Linked DNA regions of Homo sapiens: all the other regions are linked to region 3. Evidence: read pairs that join two places in POLR2A ChIA-PET (ENCODE). Cell type or tissue: A673. All regions are shown on one strand.

Region 1 (2,500 bases), 92 kb after region 3:
GGGCTAAGAGGTTAATTAGAAAGCAGAGGATGTGACTCAGCTGGCGTGCTCATGGATAAATGTGGAGTCTGGGCTGAGAAGGCAGGGGGATGATTCCGTCCAGTGTCACTCTTTCCCATCCCTCCAGTGTAATACTTGTGACAGACACGAGCCCAGCATGGCCTATGCTGTGTCCCCCACACAGTGAGTCTGCAGTGAGGAGTATTGTTTTCCTGTGAATGGAGAGAACTCACAGACCCAGAACTGAGGAGGGTGTGGGGAAACACACAGGGATGTTTGCCTTGTCTGTCGGAGATGATGGTGACATGAGGACAGCAGTGGGATTCGGGCTCAGCCACATTTTGCTTTATTCTGGGGGAAGCAAAAGCTCAACCCTTATATTTCTCCTTCCTCCAACGTCAGCTAACTAACATTTATTTAGCCCTTGTAGGGTCTACATTTAAACTGCAGAGTTAGTGAGTACCATTCTTGTGGTCTACATTTAAAAAAAAATTCATTGTTGTATATTCCACATTACACAAAATGCATCATTTTAACCATTTCTAAGTGTACAGTTCAATAGCATTAAGTACATTCACATTGTTGTGTTATCAGCACCATCAAGCTCCAGAACTCTTTTCGTCTTATACGATGGAATCTCTCTACCTATTAAACAGTAACTTCCCATTCTCCTCTTCTTCCAGTCCCTGACAACTACCATTCTACTTTCTGTGTCTATGAATTTGACTACCCTTAGGTAACTCATATAAGTGGAATCTTACAGCATTTTCTTTTGTGACTAGCTTATTTCACTTAGCACAATGTTCTCAAAGTTCATTCATGTTGTAGAATGCCAGAATTTCCTTCCTTTAAGGCCAAATTATATTTCATTATACGTATGTACCACATTTACTTATCCATCTGTTGATGGACACTAGGTTTGCTTCCACCTTTTTTTTTTTTTTTTTTTTTTTGAGACAGAGTCTCACTCAGTCACCCAGGAGGCTGGAGTGCAGTAGCACGATTTCAGCTTACTGCAACCTCTGCTTCCCAGGTTCAAGTGATTCTCCTGCCTCCGCCTCCTGAGTAATTGGGATAACAGGCGTGCACCACGACACCCTGCTAAATTTTTTTTTGTTTTTGTTTTTTTTTGGATTTTTAGTAGAGATGAGGTTTCACCATGTTGGCCAGGCTGGTCTCGAGCTCCTCACCTCAAGTGATCCACCCGTCTTGGCCTTCCAAAGTGCTGGGATTACAGGTGTGAGCCACTGCCCCCGGTCTGCTTCCACTTTTTGGTTATCAACAATAATGCTACTATGAACATGGGTGTACAAATATCGTTGGAGATCCTGCTTTTAATTCTCTGGGTTATATACCCAGAATTGGAGTTGCTGGATCATATGACAATTTTATTTTTAGTTTTTGTTGAACTACTCTACTGTTTTCTGTAGTGGCTGCATCATTTTACATTCCCACCAACAGTACACAACGGTTCCAATTTTTCCATATCCTTACCAAACCAACCTTCCTTCCTCCCTTCCTTCCTTCCTTCCTTCCTTCCTTCCTTCCTTCCTTCCTTCCTTCCTCCCTCCCTCCTGATGGGTATGAGGTGTATGTCATTGTGGTTTTAATTTGCACTTTTCTAATGATTAGGGATGTCCAGCATATTTTTGTGTGTCCTGTGTCCTACATTTTGTTAGGTTTGGAATTATAGTTTACAATGTAGCCAGGAAGAGGACACTTAAACAAAGAAACATGGAAATTTGTGTTAAATTGAGGTCTCAACTGCAACTTAACACCCTAACAGTATTAAGACAAGGAGGACAGTGGGGTCAGCTTGAGCTCTGAAGAAGAAATAGACCTCCAGTGGGGAAGTGACTTGTGCACGTCCTGCAGCCAGTGAGGAACAGGTCTCCTGGCCAGCAGGCCTTCTCTTTTGGCTGGGGTTTTCCACATGCAGTGTGTATAAGACTCATTAGGGGCTTTCAAGTTTCTACCTTTCAGAGATTCTGATGAAGTGGATCTGAAGTGGGCCCAGGACCTTGCTTTAGAGTCAGTGCCCTCATGGTGAGTTTGATACATCAGTGAATATATTAATTTCCTATAGCTGCTCTCACAAATGACCATAAATTTAGTGACTTGAAACAACACAAAGTTATTATTATTATTATTATTATTATTATTATTATTATTTTTTGAGACGGAGTCTTGCTCTGTCACCCAGGCTAGAGTTCAGTGGCGTGATCTCGGTTCACTGCAACCTCTGCCTGCCTGTTCAAGTGATTCTCCTGCCTCAGCCTCCCGAGTAATTGGGATTACAGGCACCCACCACCGCAGCCACCTAATTTTTGTATTTTTAGTAGAGACGGGGTTTCACCATCTTGGCCAGGCTGGTCTCGAACTCCTGACTTCATGATCCACCTGCCTTGGCTTCCCAAAGTGCTGGGATTATAGGTGTGAGCCACTGCGCCCGGCCCAAAGTTGTTTCTTAAATTATATAAATGGAATTACTGCATCAGGA
Region 2 (2,500 bases), 1.4 Mb after region 3:
TCTCAAAAATTGGAAAGCACAGAATCAATTTGTCTAAAGAAAATAACTTGTTAGTATGTCACCAGCCATAAATCATGACATGTCACTTCTACTACCTTTGAAGAGGATCTATTCTACAGAAGTTCATTTTTAGAATTACCTCTGCTTATAATTTGAAGAAAATACTTTTTTCCCCAGAAAATACTTTTTTTTCCTCAGAAATACTCCCAGGTATTTTGATGAAAAATAATTAAAATTATCTCATATAATTGTATATACATCTGTATATGTGTTTGTTGGTATCAGGGATCATCTAATAAGAACGAAATTGAATTCTGTAAAAGTTATGTTGACTATGCCAGAAGGTACAATCTGTGAGTCAAAATTTGAGGGGCAAAGGGAGGGATTACAGTTACAAGGGAGGATATGGAATAGAGCCAGTATCTGTTGAGACTGAAGATAGGCCCAAATGAGGAGAGGGACTTTGAGCAGGCTTGTGTGCAGGAAGATTTGAGAAAGCTCAGTTTGTCGCTTCAGCCTAGCAGCCTTCCCAGGGCTGAAGGTAACTTTGGTGGAATTAGGAGTTGGTTTGCCCCAACCCCCAAATGGTAGTAGATGATATATGCCAGTGACAATGTCATCCAAGCATCCTAAGCATAAATACTGCAGGTGATTCATGAAACAAGTATTATTATTGATATATGTCTTATCTATTTTGATTTGAAACTTGCCTTCCAACCATGACACGAGTTCTATTTTATTTCCTAAATCTTCATTTTGACTTTGGCCTGTTGTAAGCCTGTTCCAGGCTCAGACCTTGCAGGAGACATTAGGGCTTCTTTGTCTTCAAGGAGCAACAGGGGTGTCAAAGCTATCTTAGAATCCCACTCCTTTCCTATGACAGTTTCAGGAAATAAGAACAATTTATCCATGACAGCTTTAGAAACACGATCTACTAATTTATGCACTGCTTCTTCTTGAATAATTGGGATCCAGTCACGCTCTGCATAACAGCCCCTGGCTTTGGGAGGGTCCAGGCTTACCAACTGCTTCCCCTGGAGGGGGAAGAGCTGGAGGGTGAGCAGATTGTGCCTTCCCTAAGCAAAGAAAGAAAGAAAGAAAGTAAAAGAAATTAGGGGTGGTAAGGAGGTTAGAAGACAAAGGAGGAAGCATTTGATAGGTCATCTGTCAGTAGGCCTTGATAAAGGCTGGTAAGAGAACAATGGAAAACCACTTCAAAGTGAACAATGCCACACTGAGTATGTGCCAGTTTAAACAAAAAAGAAAGAAGACATGTCAGCTATTAAACACATTCATTGAGGGGCGTCTTTTTAACCCCTTACTTTTCCCACTATTTTTCTTTCCTTAACGAGTAGAGAAGGAAAAAAAAACAACAACAAAAAAAAACAGTGAGTCTGTCAAAGCAGGAGGGAAGCATGAGGTTGCCAGCTTTCCGGAAAGTCAGGCAGAGATATTTGCATTAATTGAATATTAATTTCAGGATGGAGGTTGTGTAGACAATGGAAAAGAGGTGACTTTTTGATGGTTTCAGGTAATCTCATGTGTTTGAGAATTTCAGAGAGTGGGGCTCCCCGACTTGTTTTTTATTTTCAATATATTCAAAATAAAGCAGGATTAAAAACTTAATTTGAAGTTTGGGAGAATAAGCTAATAAGATTTTAGATTTTAAAGCTCTAATTCATGGACAGGAGGTACAGAACAAAAAGGGCATTTTCACATCTACTCAGACTACATTTTTGTGATAACCAGAAAAGAGAAAAATCGGCAAAAGAAAAATTTAATTAAGTGCTGTTAGTTCACAAGATGATCTCTCATCTTGAAAGTGTCTGATGTGCTAGTCTATGCTATGAATTTAGAGATGAAAGAATAAATATCAAAATGTAATAAGAACATAATACTCTGGGAAATTCTATGTGGGTTTAGAACAGTGTGCTACCCAGCCCCCAAAGCCATCTTTGATGGAAGAGCAGAGTAATGGCTTTTTCTTTGTGAACTTCTCAAATAATGGAAGCCTTGGTTAAAACAAATATTTCCAATATCTGATCAATTTGACAGAGGTTCCTACTGAAAGTTGATGTTTCTGTAAGTGAAGAACAGTTCATCTTTCTACCATGGTTGGTTGGCTTGGTTCAAATGAAATATAGAGCTTCAACAAATTATTTTGGTGCTCAACTCTTGTCTCTTCAGTTAGACATGCATGCCTTGTGGTCATGGTGTAACCACCCAGTGGGTTCACCCTGTCCGCTGCCTAGCAGAGCTGATTTATCAAGACAGGGGAATTGTAATAGAGAAAGAGTAATTCACGCAGAGCTGGCCGCACTGGAGACCTGGAGTTTTGTTATTACTCAAATCAGTCTCCCGGAGAATTTGGAGGATCAGAGTTTTTAAGGATGACTTGGTGGGCAGGGGAAAACCAGTGAGCCAGGAGTGTTGATTGGTTAGGTAGGAAATGAAATCATGAGAAGTTGAAGCTGTCCTCTTGTGCTGAGTCTGTTCCTGG
Region 3 (2,500 bases):
AATTTGGGTATATTGTATTAACTAAAATATATTGTTAGGATCAATTTCAGTTGTTTCTTTCTATCCTTTTAAAACATGGCTACTAGGCTGGGTGTGCGTGGCTCATGCCTGTAATCCCAGCACTTTGGCAGGCCAAGGAGGGTGGATCACATGAGGCCGGGAGTTCGAGACCAGCCTGGCCAACATGGTGAAACCCCGTCTCTACTAAAAATACAAAAATTAGCCAGGCATAGCAGTGGGTGCCTGTAATCCCAGCTACTTGGGAGGCTGAGGCATGAGATCGCTTGAACCTGGGAGGTGGAGGTTGCAGTGAGCCGAGATCGTGGCACTGCACTCTAGCCTGGGCAACAGAGTGAGACTCCATCTCAAAAAAAGAAAAAAAAATTACATGTATGACTCACGTTGTTATTTCTCCGGGACAGTGCTTCTCCTGACTGCAGTATGTGGTTCAAGAGGGCAGTTTTCTCACCCTTGTATATTCCTGCTTGCACTGCCTGTTGCTTAATAAGCACTGCACAATTTTTAATACATGAATGAATGCCTGGATGTGTGTGTACTACAGAGCAGAGGAGTCTTAGGGAGCAACCTCACCTTATCAATAGATTTCTAGCGTATGTCACCATGTATCCTAAGAGTCAAAATTTTAGGGGCAACAGTGGTAAACCCACGTTTAATGAGACAGCTTGTTTCTATCTCTTCACAGGTAAAATACCTATAGCCTGGTAGGTACAGTTGCCGTGGCTAAGCAATGGCAAACAAGACCATATCCTGTGATGAGGTGGGGTGTGTGCTGGGGGTGGTGGGGTAGGCTTTGCTGCACTTGACAGGAAGCAGGCTTCTAGGAGGTTTTGAGAGAAGGTCAAGGCCATCTATGTCAGAGAGTCTCAGGGCACTCATGTAAGAATATGCCAGGGTTGTGCCTGTCAGCAATATTCACTTTCCCACAATGTTTCTTCCCCCTGGTGACTCCTCCCTCCTTCTCCCTGAAAGATAATCCTTATCATTTTACTCTGGTGTTACTCAGCCTAACCCCACAAGGTGTCTTACCCAAGACACTGCATCCAACCGGGGATGTTTATTTTGTGGATTTTAGGTCTCTACTTATCCGAATGGACTTTTCAAAGGGAGATCGGGCAGCTTGGTGAGAAAGGGATCATTTGGTTTTTGTTGGAAGCAAGTCAACTATGTTAATAAGACCTCTGCATTGCAGGTCATCCATCTCCACCTTTTCAGCCCCAAGCACCTCTTCTCAACTTGCAAAATGGCATCTTCCCATATAGCTTGTCTCTTGTGCTCTTCGGAGCCCTTCTTTCTTTGAGAAGAAATATGTATAGACGCAGGCAGAACAGTGACTCCACGTCGTTAGGATTAGGGTCCCTTAAACATTCACTCTTTCTGACTCTGTCAGCCTGTCTGACTAGTAAGGCTGTGAGGTCTGAGTCATCCAAAAGCTCCCAGGGGGACTTCCCTTGCTGGCCTCACCCTGCCACTCTGCCCATCTTCCCTCCATTTTCACAGATCTCACACAAGCCCCATCCAGCAGCTTATTCTCATTCATTCCATCTTTATACTTCCTTTAGTGCAACGACCTACTTAAGTTAAAGGGAATTACAAACCCCCAAGGAAATTTGCTGACAGCTATTTCCTGGGTAGAATTAGGTTGGGCATGTGTCTGAGATAAGCTCTAAGAATCATTTTGGCTGCAGATGGGAGTGGAAAGGGAGGGACAGAATGTTACCAAAAAAAAAAAAAAAAGTCTGACGACAAGTGTTCCTGGGGATGTGACTGGAAACTGATGGTGGCAGGGAGGGCTGGGTAAGAAATACACCCTCCAGGGCAGTTCTAAACTGGCATTTAGATTTTCTTAGATTTCAGTCTCTTCCCTCAGTTTTCTGCTTAGAAGCTCTACTCCCAAGGTCATAGGTCTAAACAATATCAGAGTCCGGATAGAGCAGATGAAGCCAAACCATTATTAGGAAAAAAATACATACTTTTATTAGGCTGATGATGTTCTTACACAAGCATATCAGCACAGTTTTGAAAATAATTTAAGGATGAAAGATAACAGGTGGAAACAGCTTCAGACCAGGTGCTGGAACACATGAACTTTTTGGGGTTGGATTTTCCAGGAACTGGCTGTGTACCTTAAGCAAGTCATTTTCACCTCACTAAACCTCACTTTTCTCATCTGTAAAATGTGTGGTTTAGACTAGATGATGGCTAAGATGCTTTTCAGTTTTTAAGTTTCTTGAAACACATAAAATTATTTGCCTGTTGGCTATGGTAGCTAACAATTGCTATTATTTTGGTAAAGTTGTTAACAAGTAGTAGATTGATTTATGTTTTTATTCTTTTCCTTTTTTGGTGGAGGTATTTTGTAGGATAGTCAAAAGGTGGGGCACAGAAAAAAGCTAAAGATCCAAATAAGCCTCAAACCAGACAATGGGCCTCTGAATCATGGAAGCTGATTGGCTATGGACCGTAGAGTCCCTTCGGCAAT

What was found. Peaks named below come from ENCODE experiments on the same cell type or tissue, not always from the same donor. Only the 100,000 strongest peaks of a DNase experiment are listed, where the experiment ranks them.
Region 1: POLR2A ChIA-PET joins it to region 3 with 8 read pairs; 2 of 35 experiments call an interaction of 5 or more read pairs at or near these places.
Region 2: POLR2A ChIA-PET joins it to region 3 with 5 read pairs; 1 of 35 experiments calls an interaction of 5 or more read pairs at or near these places.

Annotation. Positions count from the first base shown.
Region 1 is chr18:51,325,675-51,328,174 of GRCh38, forward strand. No RefSeq gene overlaps it. Among named protein-coding and RNA genes, the nearest start is that of LINC01630, 65 kb to the right of the region's middle. In A673, no CTCF peak of the experiment used is centred here; a DNase peak (open chromatin) is centred at 1,467; H3K27ac peaks cover 1,772 bases.
Region 2 is chr18:52,666,682-52,669,181 of GRCh38, forward strand. The region is part of intron 1 of DCC (DCC netrin 1 receptor); the gene reads left to right. Among named protein-coding and RNA genes, the nearest start is that of DCC, 330 kb to the left of the region's middle. In A673, no CTCF peak of the experiment used is centred here; a DNase peak (open chromatin) is centred at 940; H3K27ac peaks cover 1,639 bases.
Region 3 is chr18:51,233,871-51,236,370 of GRCh38, forward strand. No RefSeq gene overlaps it. Among named protein-coding and RNA genes, the nearest start is that of MEX3C, 37 kb to the left of the region's middle. In A673, no CTCF peak of the experiment used is centred here; DNase peaks (open chromatin) are centred at 1,011 and 1,561; H3K27ac peaks cover 1,984 bases.